Regions from separate parts of the Homo sapiens genome. Here region 1 is linked to region 2. The links are chromatin loops, found by intact Hi-C in ENCODE. Cell type or tissue: prostate gland. All regions are shown on one strand. Links, peaks and the distances in the headings refer to the core of each region. The heading gives the core; the rest is flanking DNA.

Region 1 (8,490 bases), core at 3,957-6,456, 50 kb before region 2:
TATGGTGAAACCCGTCTCTACTAAAAAATACAAAAATTAGCTGGGTGTGGTGGCATGCACCTGTAATCCCAGCTACTCAGGAGAGGCAGGAGAATCACTTGAACCTGGGAGGCAGAGGTTGCAGTGAGCCAAGATTGTGCCACTGCACTCCAGCCTGGGTGACAGAGCAAGACTCTGTCTCAAGAAAAAAAAAAGTAATGCTTGAGGAAGTCAACCAAAGGAAGCAGATGAGATCTTACTTTTCACACTGGAAGCTAGTCAGCATCCCACAGCAATGAGAATGATTCAGTTGTAAGTGCTTTTCGTCACTGTCACCTTACTTGGGTAGCCGTGGGGTCTGTGTTTACAGGTAACTGAGCTGCAGTGTTGGCACAGCACCTCACCACAGACAGTGTGGCGGGTGATGCACAGCACAGTGTGGTGAGAAACAGAAAGAACTGGAATGTATACACCACAAGGCCAGAGCTTAGGGCTTTCAGTTTTGCTGCTTCCAGGGAGGTCAGTGGACCAGTAGCAGCAGCAGCATCTGGCAACTTGTTAGAAATGCTGAATCTCAGGTCCCGACCCATCCATTTTAACAAGATCCTAATTTGCACACACGTTAAAGTTTGAGAATAGCTGCTTTCAACTTTGCAAGGGAGAGTCATGCTAGGGAGGGCTGGCAACGGTTCTCTCTTTTTTTGGGAGGAATGGGTCCTGGAGAAGTTGAAAGCACTCAGCTGCAAGGCAGCCCCAAACACCCCCATCTGAGCTATTTCTGGATCTGATGCAGTGACGGCTGCTTTACCTCCACCCCTACCAAAGGTTCTGATGCTGTGTTGGGAGGATGTCATATGATTTGTTGCTGTGTAGCTAGGCTTTTAAAATATAGTCTTATCTCCCTTAAAGTGTCCTGAGGTTGGTTTTTGTTTGTTGGTTGTTTTTTTGTTTGTTTGTTTTGGGGTATACTTTATATACAATAAAATTCTCCAATTTAAAGGGTGAGGTTTGTTAAATTTACCCAAATACAGTTGTGAAATCACCACCACAATCATGGTATAGAACATTTCAATCACATTAAATGTTTTGGTTTTATTTGTTGTCACAGCTTTCCACTTTATTAGCATATGGTACTTTTAAATATGAAAATAATAACATTATTCATATAATCTTTGGGTAAATTATGGAAGACCAAATAATTACAATTCTGTTAATATGATTCAAAACATTGACAAATAACGTTTTTCAAATCGATGTTTAGATGTTCGTTGTTTAAAAGATGAGTCAAAATTTTCTTGCAGCAAAAAGAGTAAATATATCTAGGACCACTGTGACAAATCTTTTTCATTTTTTCTTTTTTTGCTCATGCCACTTTGTCTAAGATACTCTCAGGAATCTGTTTAAAAATCATGGAAAGCAAGAGTATCCCCAGAGGATTAGAAATAGGCTAATTTAATCCCAACTTTCAAAAATGGCAAAAAGTAGATGCCAAGGAATAGTGTAGAGAAAATTATTAAACAGCTTGTTTATGTGCAATGACTGCAGAAAAGATTACTCTGTAGAAACCAACAAAGTTTTTCTAAATAGTCACTAAACTAATATCATCTTTTGAGATACAGTGAGCTAAGTAGATCATGGGACTATCTTCATAGAGGGAGTCTTGATTTTAGTTAAGATATTTGGCATAGTCTCACATAACTTGCCAATGAGGTTCTAATGTTTCTAAATTCACTGATTCTCAGCGAAGACTCTGTTATGTGTGTGTTTGATGTTGAAGGTAAATAGGTAAATAGTTGAATTAAACTGTCGTTGTCTGTCTTACAGTCTAGTGATGGAGACACATAATAAAGCAATAAAATAAAAAGATTACTCTGGCTGCTGGGTGGAAGACGGATGTGAGGAGACAAGATGATCACAGTTATCCAGAAATTAAGGACGATGGCTCACACTAGAGTGGAGATGGGAACAAAATGCCTATGGATTTGGGATAAATTTTGGAGATAGAAATGATAGGGCACTTGCCAATGAACTAGATATAAAGGATGAGGGAATGGGTGAGAGATAAGGTCGACTTCCAGGCTTCAAGCAGTTGGCTGGACAATGGGCCATTTCCAGATGGTCTTGTTCTATTCAAGGTTGATGCCAGTGACTTGGATGAAGGTACACTTAAGATATGAAGTTAGATGCAGTGGTTGATATATAAGTAAAAAGGATCAACAATTTAAGAAGAGATCATGAGACTTGAAAGATAAAATGTAATGTAAATAAATATAGGACTGGCACTTAGCTTCAGAAACAGACAAAAAAAGTACACAAGATAGAATCAGGAAGACAGCCTAGTAGCATTCACACCAGAAGCTCAAAAAGAATGAAAAGTGTGTGGTTGCCGTAAAAATGAATTCCAAAATAGATTACCTTGAAAGAAGAAAGATGTCTGACTCAGAGAAATTAAAAATCCTATCATGCTTTGCGCTGTTTGGACCAAATCTGATGTTATAGCATTGTGTTCATCTCAGCACACAGCCTTTAAAAAGGATGGTTGAGGAACTGGACCATGACTGAGATGTAAACAGCCCAAACACTTCATCACAAGATGAACAGTTCAAAGAATTAAAGATGTTTGAGTTAAAGAGCACAATCTTAAAATGAGCACCCTCAGGACTGTTAGGTAGGAGAGGTGTTAGATTTCAAGTAGATACAAATAGGTCCAGAAGGTAAAATGAGGACCCAAGGATAGAAGTAGCGACAGTGATTTCAGCTGAGCCTCAGTTCCAAGCACAGAACTTTTCAGAAACAGAATGGGTTGCATAATATGTCCCCTTTTAAAAGACACTTTGCAGACCTGGATGCCTGTGTGTTGGCATGGAGCATAGAGGTTTCCTGTCCTGGGTAAACATGCTGTGCTGGACTAGGTTCTCTCTGAAAGTCTCTCCCTGCTTCAGGAGTCTAGAATTCTAAGTTTCTTCTCAGGAGACTCCAAAATTTACTAGAATGTCCTGAACCACATCTTTCATAATGTTGCTGACTCAAAGACTCTTGAAGGCTCCTGACCACATTATTCGCAATTCTAACTCTCTTGCCACCCCTTCCCCATGACCCATGTACAATTACATGCTCTAGATCTTCTCCTCAAAGATGAACATAAGTCTGAAATATCAACACCTTGGCAGCCCTATTATCAATTGCTGATCTGTAGTCCCCATGTAAGTACGCCTTTTTTAGCAACCAGTTTTTGTCCCAGCCATATTAATACTTGTGGTCAGTGGTTAACAATGTTGAAGCTTAAATTATATCCAGATGAAATTTTAAAAAGGAATCACTTGTGTTCCTCTGTGTTAACACAGGAATCCCAGCATGTGTTTCTCTTCCAGGAAACCATAATTATATGTACAAATATCTACCCGGACAATTAGGGGCATAATCATGCTCTAAATAGAAGTGTTCAAACAAGTCAACACCTTCTCTCCAGTTATTCCTCTTTCTTCTTTCTCTTAGATGTCATGGTTTCTGTGTCTCAAGACATTTATGATTTGATTTTTCTAACCCTTTCTAGGTTCTATTAGAGTCAATTAGACAACATATTCCTTCTTTCTAAGAATCTGAACAAGGAGGTATACTTTTCTAAATTTTAATCCTATTAATGCCAGATTCTTGTATAGGCTAAAGTATTCTTAGAATTTTACTTTTACAGTTTGCCTCTTAGTGATCTGATAGAAAAGGGGGTTTTGCTTTATATTAATTTTCAGTCTTGGAAGAGAAGATCTACATTTGGGAAAGGACTAAGAAGAGATCCTTTGCAGATCAGACAGTTAAAGGCAAAAACTATCAGACTCTAAGTACTCTGGGGTGCAATGTTACGTCTCTTAAACATGGGAGGGGGTTGTTTTCACCACTGTGGGAGCACCTCATTCTGTTGTGTTTAAGTGGGGGGAAGAAGATAAGTGAACACTACTAAAATCTTCCCTAATCAACACTTTTCTCCGGCTTGAAAAGGGGGGATAGCAGTTTATGATGCTCAAAGGGCCAGATGCCACTGAGCATCATCTGCAAAGAGATTCAACACATAGATTGTGTTAAGACACAACCATGTGCAAGAACCGCGTGGTTGCAGAGGCTACTGACTGAGGGAACACAGCAAATGTTTCCTTAGAATGTTTCTTTTGCTAATAAATACCAAGTTCTCCAGGGTTAGGGCCTTTTGTAAATAATTGTGTAGATATTCATAATTATCCCCTCCTGCTAGGCACATAGATAGTTCCTACAAGGTCATACTCTTTATACATTAGCCTTGGGCCCATGGGAAAATCCCTTTGGTCCTAGCAGAGTAGACCCAACAGGGCACATAGTCATTCCAGAATAGCATCTGGCTCATCCTAAGATGTCACTCATTTTACTCCACTAGGAAGCCTGTGCTCTTCTGTGCCACACGGAAATCCTCTAGGGCCTGTCACATGTTCGTGTAGAAGTGGCTACTTAGCATTGTGTCCCTCAAAACAAGTGAACTCTGCAAGAAACCGAAAGCTTGCTTCTTTGACATAAATATTGCTTATCTTACTTGACGGGAAAAAAAATCATGCCACAATTAGGTCCCATATCTTATTCTGTGGCAGAGCATATCAAATCCTGTTCCATTACGTATCTCAGAACTACTGGGTTGGCTAATAAATGCTTGCTGTCCGTTTCTCACATCCCTCAACCTGAAGAGATAAGAGACCTACCCTCTTAATCAGTGTATTAGTCCATTTTCATGCTCCTGATAAAGACATTCCTGAGACTGGGTAATTTATAAAGAAAAAGAGGTTTAACAGACTCACAGTTCCACGTGGCTGGGGAGGCCTCACAATTATGGCGGAAGGCGAACAACACATTTTACTTGCCCGCAGACAAGAGAGAATTGAGAGACAAGTGAAAGGGGTTTCCCCTTATAAAAAAACCATCAGATCTTATGAGACTTATTCACTACCACAAGAACAGTATGAGAGAACTGCCCCCATGATTCAATTATCTCCCACCGGGTCCCTCCCAAAACACGTGGAAATTATGGGAGTTACAATTCAAGGTGAGATTTCGGTGGGGACACAGCCAAACCATATCAATCAGCCTCCTCACTCAAGGATTTTAGGGAAATAAGTATAGATCTGAATGTACTTCCTTACCAATCATATCTTAACCTAAATTCCTGTTTATTGGCAGATCAGTTGGGCCTCTACCCAAAGTGTTAGGTCTGTTCTTTCTCCTAGTGTTTGTTTTGCCTCTGCTGAGCTCTGCCCCTCTTTTGTTTGCTGGCCAGTTTCTGGCAGTTCATCTGTTCTGCTGTTGACCATTCTGTACTCCTGGTTTATCTCCTCATGGTTGCCCCGTATGCAGGAGAAACAAAACACTGTAGGATCATAGACAGCTGAGGAGCAGTCATTCTGCCTGGGGCCAGGGAAGGCAACTGAGGAGTTGGCATCTGAGCTGGGGCCTAGAGCAGCCTTCAACAGGTGTGCTGGGAGGGGGAAGGGCCAGGAGGAAGCAGCCCACGCAGAGCGAACGGCATGATGTGCCAAGTGCCTCTCAACAGCACTTGGTGGAAAAATAATTGCCTTTCATGACTCAAACATAGAGTCAATTGCAGTTATGTATTGTTCTAGGGATATATTTTCCCACATCAGGAAGTGAGCGGTTTCATCTGGGGACTGGATTTTTTTTCTTCTTTTTTAATAAATAGGCTTTATTTTCAATTATCATGTCTGTTTTAACCAAATGTTTCAGAAATCATCTATATAATCTCCCACATCATTTTAACTGCACTTTTTCTTGAGAAGGGTGTGATAATGACCCAGATGTACTAAAACAAAAACATGAGTTCATCATTCAAAAAAGTCTTTTCATTATACTTGATTGTCAAATTTTCCCACTGGTTACCAAGTGGTGCTTATTCATCTAAGAGGAACCAGGTGCAAAAAAAGTGAATTACATTAGTAGCCCAATATATAGATTTTAAAATAGCCATGAAGTAATAGATGAAAAGAACCCTAGACATCATTTGGCTTGTATCTTTATATTATGGGCAAGGAATCCAGAGATGGGAATGTTAAGCAAGTTGCCCAAAGTCAGGTGGTCATTCTCCTAAGGTCACTGCCAGCCTTTCCCTCCGCCCCTCCCACCCCATTCTCACACTTTCTCACCCGGATGTAACAGAGAGTGCAACATAGACTACAAAAGCCTTCTTTCATAATGTTGTTTTAAAGTCATCTCAACCGAAATGCTCCCAGAGAGCTATTTGGGCTTCGAATTACATAAAGGATTTGAACTGTTACTCAGATTCTAATGAGCACTTCTTTATTTGGTAGGACATTTTTGTTGAGGATTTTAAAGCAGGGATGACTAATAGGTTCCAAAATTTGGATACTATTAACAAATAGTGTTAACCATACAAATAAACCTTTGCCCTTCTAAACTGTAATGCCAGAATATATTCTTTTCTAGATATTACAATAAGATTTATTTTCTTTGCTTTAGGGTACTTTTGACTTCAGTGACATTGCTGTCTATATATTCAATAAACCTCCTATTGATCTGTTCAAAAGAAACAGGTAAGCTGAGGACGTGTTTGATTTTGTTAAAACCAGGGTGAATTATTTTTATGGTAGCATTGTGGAACAATGATGTTCTCTCTGTACAGCAATTTGATTATTAAAAAGAAAGACTATTTTGACCTAGAGTGATTGGAAGACCTATAGTAGTATTTATCTAGAGAAACAGTTGCAGCAAAATATAAATTAAATTGTCATGGACAATGAGAAAATAATGTTGTCACTTAAAGTGAACCCTCAATTATACCTGTTTTTCTGGTTTAAAATGACTTCATTTTAAAAGCTTGTTTTTCCTTAGGTCTTTATAAATCCAGAACAAAGATCCCATGTTTTTATATTATAACTTCCAAGGTTTTAAAAGTAAACAGACCTGTCATTCTCTTGTGCATATTCCAAGGAGAAAGTGTTACTCCTGAGGCAATGTGGGAGTGAGCAAGCTATGAAGAGACTTCAAGTACTCTGGGCAGTGTAATACCTGAAGTGTTTATTTTCTATTTCTGGGACACTGGATTATGTTTGTAATTCTTTGACTTTTACATTAACTAAAACCACATTGGTCAACTATTATTGTATATACATGACTCCATTTAACTGGAACATTTTATAATAAATTGAGGAGCTAACCATTGTCTAGTTTAAACACCAGTCTTATGAGAGATTAAACAAAGGTTTAATTATAGCCTGTCCCATATTGCTCTCCGTGAACCTTTTGAAAACATGAACTGAACAGTTATAAAGAAATATAAACACTTTTTAAAAAGTGAATGCTTTAGAGTTTCAGTATTTATTGAGATGAGCTAGTCGAACACTTTCAAATTTTGCTACAGACAAATTATGCTTTTGACAGATTAGTCTTCTGCTCTCTTTTGTGAGTTGCATGTATTTGAACTACATTTTATGAATAATTAGGTTTTGTATGTCGTGGCTATTAAAATGTTTCTAAGCTTGTTATTACATTTAGAACGTGGAGGCATTGATGGGATGTTATTAAGATAATTCCTTGTTTGCCTAATCAGTTCAGGTCATTAATTCAAAAGGAATCTTTTTGTTTCAACTATTAGGATCTTTTTAAATCAAATATGTATTTTAATGGTGTACACCAGACCTGAAGAAAAAGATCACAGAAGGAATTTCCCCTTTGTAAGATAGAGGTAGTTAAAAATAAGCCTTATGACCTAATAGGTTAATTGTAATGCTCTGGTAGCCAACTTGAAAAAGGAGAAATGATGGTTGCATCTCACATTTTAAAATGTTAAGAATTTGTTTTGTAATGAGGATACCTTAACCCCTGAAGGCCAAAATGACTATTTGTGTGAGTTTGAGAAAGGCACATAGTAACTTGGGGAACAGTCAATAGAATGACAAAATCTTGACTATTTTAACTTTCTGAACCCTGTCATTTCTTGTGTTCTCAAATTTGATTTTTAAATAGGCTGCATGGTGTATGAAAAGCTGGGGGAACAAGTCTTTGGCACCACAGGGAAGTTCGTAATCTTTGGAGCCACCTCTCTACAGAACACTGGAGGTAAAAAGAACATGCTTTTCTTTACATAACTTGAAACTAATTCTGGTGGATGAGCGGCCACATGAATTTTAACATAATTCAAGCAGTTATCATCCTCATTGCTAAAATGGCACAGGGAAAGTAAAGCAGAGACAGCAGTCACTTATTTAAAGCCACAAATCCTGCTAGAGTAGCTGAAGTTGCCTTTGTGTCTTACTGACAGTTGGTCTAAGAACGGGCTGATAACTTTTTATGTAGCTTGCAACATAAGCCTTCGTATCTTCTTTCTAAAAATGTTCTCATTTTCCTTCAGCAATGCTGAGCTACCTCTTCATCGTAAAAAATGAACTACCCTCTGCCATAAAGTTTCTAATGGGAAAGGAAGAGACATTTTCGTAAGTTATAGACCATTTTTTTATGATATAACTA
Region 2 (8,490 bases), core at 3,130-5,629:
GTATAGAGTGTTTTTGCTCCCACCTTTTCCTGAATGTAGTTTATACAATCCAGAAGGAATGAGACAATGTGCAAGCCCCAGACCAAAGATGAGTTCCAGAGATTCTCTGTTCAGGCTTGTCTGCCCAACCCTTTATCAAGTTTCACTCCCTGAGGAAATCCAACCAGTTACACCAGCATCTACAGATGTTAATCTGTACTAGTATAGCTCAGTGCCTTTCAAAACATGGCCCGTGGATCACCTGGATCAGAATAGTTGGGTGTCTCTGACAAAAATGTAAATTCCTGAATCCCCCTCAAACCTATTAAATCATAGGATAGGGCCAGGAATCTGCATACTCAAGAAGTTCCCTAGATAATTCTGGCACATATAAAAGGTTGAGAACCACTGCTAGAGATGAAGAGATGTGCTTTGCCCTACTTTCATTGGTCTATACTATTTCATCTTTTATTCTAAGTCTCATCCTTTTTTTGTTTCGCATTTTAAAAGGAAGACTTTGTTCTGAAAATAATCCATCTTTGGGATTAATTGGGAAATTACAGATAAAGTTTACTTGATTCGATGATTCCTGTGACTCATTTCCTCTCCTTCATGTACTTTTAGGTGGGTGATAAGAAGCGCCAATCCATATCCTAACCAGGCACACAAATTCCCCTTTTTCTCCCAGTTAGGGTTTTGTTGAACTTTTTTTTTTTATACTTTAAGTTCTAGGGTACATGTGCACAACGTGCAGGTTTGTTATATATGTATACATGTCCCATGTTGGTGTGCTGCACCCATTAACTTGTAATTTACATTAGGTATATCTCCTAATGCTTTCCTTCCACCCTTCCCCCACCCCACAACAGGCCCCAGTGTGTGATGTTCCCCTTCCTGTGTCCAAGTGTTCTCATTGTCCAATTCCCACCTATGAGTGAAAACATGCAGTGTTTGGTTTTTTTGTTCTTGCAATAGTTTGCTGAGAATGATGGTTTCCAGCTTCATCCAGGCAACCTACAGAATAGGAGAAAATTTTTGCAATCTACTCATCTGACAAAGGGCTAATATCCATAATCTACAAAGAACACAATCAAATTTACAAGAAAAAAACAAACAACCCCATCAACAAGTGGGCAAAGGATATGAACAGACACTTCTCAAAAGAAGACATTTATGCAGCCAGCAGACACATGAAAAAATGCTCATCATCACTGGCCATCAGAGAAATGCAAATCAAAACCGCAATGAGATACCATCTCACACCAGTTAGAATGGCAATCATTAAAAAGTCAGGAGACAGCAGATGCTGGAGAGGATGTGGAGAAATAGGAACACTTTTACACTTTTACACTGTTGGTGGGACTGTAAACTAGTTCAACCATTGTGGAAGACAGTGTGGCGATTCCTCAAGGATCTAGAACTAGAAATACCATTTGACCCAGCCAACCCATTACTGGGTATATAACCAAAGGATTATAAAGCATGCTGCTATAAAGGCACATGCACACGTATGTTTACTGTGGCACTATTCACAATAGCAAAGACTTGGAACCAACCCAAATGTCCAACAATGATAGACTGGATTAAGAAAATGTGGCACATATACACCATGGAATACTATGCAGCCATAAAAAAGGATGAGTTCATGTCCTTTGTAGGGACATGGATGAAGCTTTTAAACTGCCTTGTCTTCAGCTCTAGATCAACAATTCCTTCTAAGTTAAGGACTGTTTTCCAGAGAAAGTGAAAGTTTCATGCCAAATACAGGAACTGAGCAGAATTTGAGGCTAAAACATCCTCTCTCAATATCAATTAACCCCAGGCCGAATTGCAGTAGACAGACTATCATCTGTAGCATCATCCATGATTTAGAACAATGCAATCATGAACTGCAATCTGTAAGTATGCTTTCCTCGCCGAGCAACCCACTGTCTGGTACCAAACAGGTAGAAAGTCATATCTAAGGGGTTCCCCAGTTATCATAATTTGATTTCAGCAAATAATCAGATGATCTTAAGATCTTCTAGATTATTTCTTAAAGGGAAACTCAATAGAGGAAATTTAGCTAACAGAATACCTATCTTTCCAACGTCTCTCTAAAACAAAATGATTTGGCTTTTATTAAAGGAGACTTCAAAGCAAACTCTTTTTGCCCAGTTCACCTTCATTATCATCGAAGCTAAAGAGAATTCAGCAGATATTAGGATAATTCCAAAAGACTGTTTTTTGCTCTTGGGTTATCTTGCTTTCCAAATGATACCCCAAATCCCCAACAATCAAGTAGAATTCCAGAACCATTTAAAAGCATAGGAAATTTCAACACACCCTGTCTCTTCAGAACCCAGTTGCTTTCAGAAAGAAGAATTCTCTTTATCAGTATTTTAGAAGGACATATCAAAATGCTTGTCATTTTGAAATTTCTATTAATTTTGTATTACTTCGTACTTTTCAGTTCTCAAAATAATACTGTGAAAGTGACTATTTTTTTTTTTCAATTTTCCCAACTTTGTTGGGGGTGGGGAAGCATACGATGTAAATTTATTAAATCTAGGCTAGAACCTCATAACACCGTTTACTAGAGACAAATTTGGTAAGGAGGGTCCAACTTCTATGGTAAGTGGGTTAACTGATGAAGGAGCCTGTCCTCATGGGGCAGTTTCAGCTATAACCAGTGCTACAACACTGCCCACAAGCAAAGCCTTATATCAGACCACCACACAAAATGGAAATAAGGTAGGAAACAGGCCTTACATCCTGCCCAAAAAGGCATCCAGCATAACCTGCCTTGCAGTGAACTGGCTTGGGTTCTTGTACTCCTTTGGAGAGTAGTCCTTAGGTAGGTAGGGTAGGAAGCAGAGCTCCATTCTTGGGGTGGAGGACCAGCCTGAACAAAACAGTATGTCAGAACCTCCCTCCACTAGACGAGGCTTCAGGAAGCGGGCTGTCTTTTACAGAGATTTGGTGTCCTAGGCAGGTAGAGATATCCCCAGTCAGCTCTATGAGCACTAGTCCCATGTCTGATGGGAAGCAAAGCTAGACTCTGGAGTCTGTGTGTGTGTGTCTGTGTGTGTCTCTCTCTGTGTGTTAATGCCTGTTCTTCTGTTCCACAATTCCCCCACAAGGCCCAAGGACAAATGTATTGTCTAGGAGAATTTGCAAGGAGGTAGGAACATGGCTCTGGACTCAGACTGACCTTGGTTGGAATCCTGCCTCTGCTACTTAAAAGCTAAGTGACATTGGGCAGGTTTCCTTAATCTCCTTCAGTCTCAGTGTCCGCAACCAGAAAGTGGGAATAATAATAGTCATCCCATAGAATGGTTGTAAGGAATAATTAGACTGGATAGCATATTGTAAATTTTCTAGCACAGTATCTGTCACATAGTAAGCCCACAATAAGCGCCCCTATTAACATTAAGATGATCTTATCTGTGCCATTTTCCATGCTTCCTTTGAATTCATGGAACAAAGTAGTGAAAAACTCTGCTCAGCAAGTACAAAATCATTGTTTAGACCAGATCTGAGGCCAGCATAAAAGCCAAAAGAATGTTGTAGTTAGAGAGTCCAAATGCAACCCTAGCTCTTCTGAATTCCCTAAGGGGCTGCTCAAGGTAAAGCTGTCACAGAGAGTTTGTGATTAAACCATTGGATAAAAGCCAGACACATTGCATGCTTGAAAAAGGAGTTATTTTCACAAGGGTAATTGCCAGAGACTGATGCAGTCAAGAGTCAAAACAGGGTAGATTCTCATCAGAAATGTGTGCCCACAGAAAAGACTCTTGGCAGAGGACACGCAGCATTAGGCTGTGACATCAGACTTTTGGGCCACTGAGTTGCATAAGCAGGCCCAGTAGAGCGAAAACTCACCAGTAAGAATTAACGCTGGTGGAAGTTTAAGAATGCCAGGCCCCAAGAAGCGTGCAAAATCACATTGCTACGGAACAGCTGGTTCCTTCAGTGCCTGAGATCTTTGCCAGATTCCATCTTTTTCCATAATAATATATTACCTCTATTAACTTACAGAATCCAGGGCAAGATTATATGAAAACTACTAGATGCTGTGCAAATGGCCCCTTATCTGTAACTAGAAATTATGTATGTTGTAATCAGTTTGCTATAACTAAAACTGCGAGCCCCAACATGAAGAATCTTGTTCTTCATGGCATAAGACGCTTGAGCAGCTTTATTTTATTTTATTTTTTAACTGTCTTTGGCAGCCGTCCAATAATACTCGGTGAGAAGCAGTCCCTTGCACTCCAGCCACTCCCTTGCTGCTCCATTTAGCCCCTTAATAAAGCTTGTTGAGCAATTAAGTCAGGAACATTGAAACCTTACTCACCTTCAGTCAACCTTTCCTTAATTGGGCAATCAATTTACATGCTTCCAGTCCTGACAAAAGAGAAATGCAGTTTTGGCTTTCCAGGAGCGAGCTATTAAGATTGTAGCCATTTATCTGAGTACTGGCTTCTTAGTTACACACATGTAATACAAAAGAAAGATCTACGTGCTTGTTTTCATACTTCATCTTTCTTGATTTTTTTTAGCAAGTGGAAGTTTAAAATCATTGGCTCAAAACATAAAAACACTATTGATATTTCCATAGTATCTTTTTACAATTCTCAGGGTCACTTAGATTTGTGACTGAAAAAAAAAAAAAACATAGCCCTCAAAATGGCTATTTGAATGATTATAATTTCACAAATACATCTTTTATTTGAAAGAATAGTGAACTGAAGTAAGGCATCATTGGTGACTTGTTCCAAACAATTGGTTACACAAGTGTATTTAAAAAGGAAAGCTTTTGTTCACTTTCATATTTTCACTTAGAAGGTTCTTCTTAAATATCTGAAGTGAATTTGCAGGTTGAAAAGTTACAGCCTCATTCATAGATTGGGAACAGTAGTTCTCAAACATCTGTGTGTGTCCAGTGCTGTCCCAGGATCTAGTTTTCACTGGCCAGGAAAAAAATGAGAAAATCGAGCACATTGAAGTGAGGTTTTTTTTTTTTCTTTCATATATTTGAAAGTATTCCATTTAAAGGGCTGACCTTTTCCTAAGATTTTTTGGCTTCTCTCTATCTCCATACTTCTTTTATTTTTAATTGTACTTGTCCATGAAATCTAAATGTCGGGAACCACTGCTGGTATGTCTAGAAATATAAGAGCTTGTCCTCTGAGAATTGGCTGAGCTCACTAAATTCACATTGTGCAGGCCACAGAAAAACTGTCAGCTTTAGGTCAATAACAATTTGGCTCAACTAGCTGAAAATAGCCCCAAATGGTGTCCAGTCTCCTACCCTCTTCCTTGTCTAATTAAATCCACTTCCTCCCCAAATCCTGATCGTCATGAACTGCCTCCATTTTAAAATACAGGAAACGTTGGACCAAACTCATTTATTTGAACCCAAGAAGAGTGAGTAGTAATTGCTGGGTAACCTGTGCTGAATCCAAAGTGATAGAATAATCTCTGAAGAATGAAAATGGAAGGAAATAAATATTCTCACCTCTCTAAAAAACAATAATGTTCACCCACATAAAAAATCTGTAGGCAGGCAGCAGCTCCATTTTGATTCAGCTAGATGGCTTCACGCTAGTGAAGAAAACATTTTGGCAAAGAATTATTTTATCCAAAAGTAAAACACAGAATTCCAAGTACCTGGTATAACCCAAGTGAAAGCACATCCAAAGGAAATCTCTCCATACCCACTGCCTTTTAGCATTACCACTCCTCATTTTACCTCTTAATATAAAGCCACAAAGTGAGTACATGTAACTACAGCACGTCTTGGGCTGAGGTGGCTGGGAAATTTGATTCCCCAAAGAAAGGAAGAGCATGAAAATCCTCTGAGGAAAGTGATCTTGGCAAGGACTCTGGCTAGGACTCCAGCCCATGTGGATTTCTCATCCTTTGAAGTGTTTATGGTTCTATCCAGTTTTTCATCACTGAGAGAGAAAGAAAAAAAAACTACAAAGTCCTCTCTTTTATAGAAGATATTTTCAGATTTAGATTTTAGCTAGCTTCAAATTCTTGTACACAGAGATACATATAAAACTGTCACTTTGATAAAGTTCTAGGAAAAAGTTAATATAATTTTAGAATCCTGTCTACTGAGTATCAGTAGCCATCCTTCATACCCCATAACCAATTATCTACTCTGGTTGATGAGAACCTTCACAGTGATTCTTTTGGCTAGCTTTTATGCCATAAGGAAAGCAAAGTTCCTGGATCTGACATGCAGAAAATCTTGGTTTTAGGAATTCTAAAGAATAGAGAGCAAAGTTTATAAAACAAGAGTTCAGGACAAGAGCCTGTGGCAATCTCCTCTTTCCTCATCTTGGGTACCTCAGTCTTTTATTATATTTTCCTACTACCTACTTTATCCTCCTACCAAAGGTCTGAGTGGGGCATTATTTAGTGCCATAAATAATAAACTGTTAGTGGCTCTTTGATGCTCTCAAAGTACTTTCACTTTTACTGTTATATTTCATCATCACAGAATATATGCAGCAGGTATTCTTACTATCCTGAACTTATTGATGAAAAAATTCAGGTTCACAGATGAATCACAACACCTGGGAAAAGGGACAGAACTGGAACTCAAAAATCAGTTTTCCTTATTTCATAGCCTGTGTTTTAAAAAGCATTTGATGCTAAATAAGTTAGCAGTATAAAGCCTAAGTCAGAAATCTATTTTTTTTAGTTAAACATACTTTATTTTTTCTCAAAATTTGTAATTGCCTGAGTTCCTACACCATGCTTAAAAATGAAACAAAACAAAACTAAGAGTAGAGGTGGTCTCACCACCCAATTCTTCCCTTCTCTCAGGAAATTATAGCCAACAGCATGAAGGGGCCATGGGCAAGCCAAGTAAGGCACTGAAAGATACAGACAGATAAAAAGCAGGACAAAAGTAGAAGTAGTATTTACTACAGGCAAAATCAGTGAACCTGCATTCTGGGGCTGGAGAAGCAGGGCAAGAAACCAAGAAGAATGCCCTCTGGGAGGTGGAGAAGTTACACTAGGAAAAGACAAAAAGTACCAGTTCCAAGCTGAACAGTTAGCACCTCTCATCTCTCCCACATAAACAGTGTTTAAACAGAGGAGACAAACCAATTCTCAAATACAAAGATGAACAAACAACTAAGAATCTGCAAACATTTGGAAAACACTAATACCTTGAAACAAAGGCAAAAACTCAGCAAGTAAAACATTTTGAAGAATCATAGTTAAAAGAGCTCACAACATTTTGGAATAAGCATATAAAAATCTCTGGAAAGATGTAGAAGGACACTGTAACTAAAACATTAGCTGAATATGGTAGAAATTTAAGACTTGAAAAACAAAATAAAAAGATTGATTTAGGGGCAAAATAGTAGAGTGGACATAGACAAATAGCATTTTGAGAATGCTCTCAAAACAATGGAAAACATAAAGGAATAAAGAATACAAAGAGCCAGGCTCAGTGGCTCACGCCTGTAATCCCAGCACTTTGGGAGACTGAGGCAGGCAGATTACCTGAGGTCAGGAGTTCGAGACCAGCCTGGCCAACATGGTGAAACCCCATCTCTATAAAAAATACAAAAATTAGCCAGGCATGGTGGTGGACACCTGTAATCCCAGCTACTCGGGAGGCTGAGGCAGGAGAATCGCTTCAAAACAGAAGGCGGAGGATGCAGTGAGCTGAGATCATGCCACTGCACTCCAGCCTAGGCAAAAGAGTGAAACTCAGTCTAAAAAAAAAAAAAAAAAACAAAAACAAAAAAAAAAACCAAAGAAAAGTTTAGAGACATGAAAGATTGACCCAGATTTCCGCAGCCATTTAATAAGGGTTCTAGAAATAGGAGTTCATTTTAAAGGCATTCTAGAGAAAACGTAGGTGAGAAAAAATTGAGAAATTAGTAAAATAAGATTTCTTAGATTAAGAAAATATTCATATTGTTAACCACCAGGTTCCAAGCAGAATAAATTTTTAAAAAAATGATTTACTCAGAGTGACCCTTGTGAAATTTCAGAACAAAGAGAATAAGGTGGGCATTCTAAAGGCTTCTAGAGGGTAAACAACGGATGATCTATATAAGAATGAATATCATGTTGACATTAGACTTCAATAATGCTGAATTAAGAAGATTGTAACATCCTCAAAGTTCTGAGAAAAGATTGACCCTAAAATTCTATACCTAGCTAAACTATAACTTAGGTGAAGGCAAAGACATTTTTATAAATGTAACTACTCAAAAAATTATCAACCATGAGTTATCTCTGAAAAAATTAGTAAAGAATGTACTCCCAAATAATGAAAAATGAACTCAAGAAGAAGACACAGGAATAGAAAAAAGGGAGGAATGGACAAAGAAACTAGACAAAATTACAGATGCTCCTTGACTTATGATGAAGTTACATCCCAATAAACCTATTGTAAGTTGATAACATTTTCAACTTACAATGGGTTTATCCTGATGTAACCTCTTAGGTCGAAGAGCATACTGAATGGGTATGCTTTGACACCATCGTAAA

Evidence for each region. A loop is a pair of places that touch in the nucleus more often than their neighbours do. Peaks named below come from ENCODE experiments on the same cell type or tissue, not always from the same donor. Only the 100,000 strongest peaks of a DNase experiment are listed, where the experiment ranks them.
Region 1: a loop joins it to region 2, with 3 times the contacts of the local background. A loop is called at or near these places in 6 of 110 quality-filtered maps.

Annotation. Positions count from the first base shown.
Region 1 is chr12:46,207,121-46,215,610 of GRCh38, reverse strand. SLC38A1 (solute carrier family 38 member 1) reads left to right here. Exons shown (of 17, transcript NM_030674.4): 6 at 6,484-6,557; 7 at 7,990-8,082; 8 at 8,375-8,456. Among named protein-coding and RNA genes, the nearest start is that of SLC38A1, 58 kb to the left of the region's middle. RefSeq lists enhancers at 162-221, 7,608-7,697. In prostate gland, for the core only: no CTCF peak of the experiment used is centred there; a DNase peak (open chromatin) is centred at 5,428; H3K27ac peaks cover 1,528 bases.
Region 2 is chr12:46,156,034-46,164,523 of GRCh38, reverse strand. No RefSeq gene overlaps it. Among named protein-coding and RNA genes, the nearest start is that of SLC38A1, 110 kb to the left of the region's middle. In prostate gland, for the core only: no CTCF peak of the experiment used is centred there; DNase peaks (open chromatin) are centred at 3,813 and 4,183; H3K27ac peaks cover 934 bases.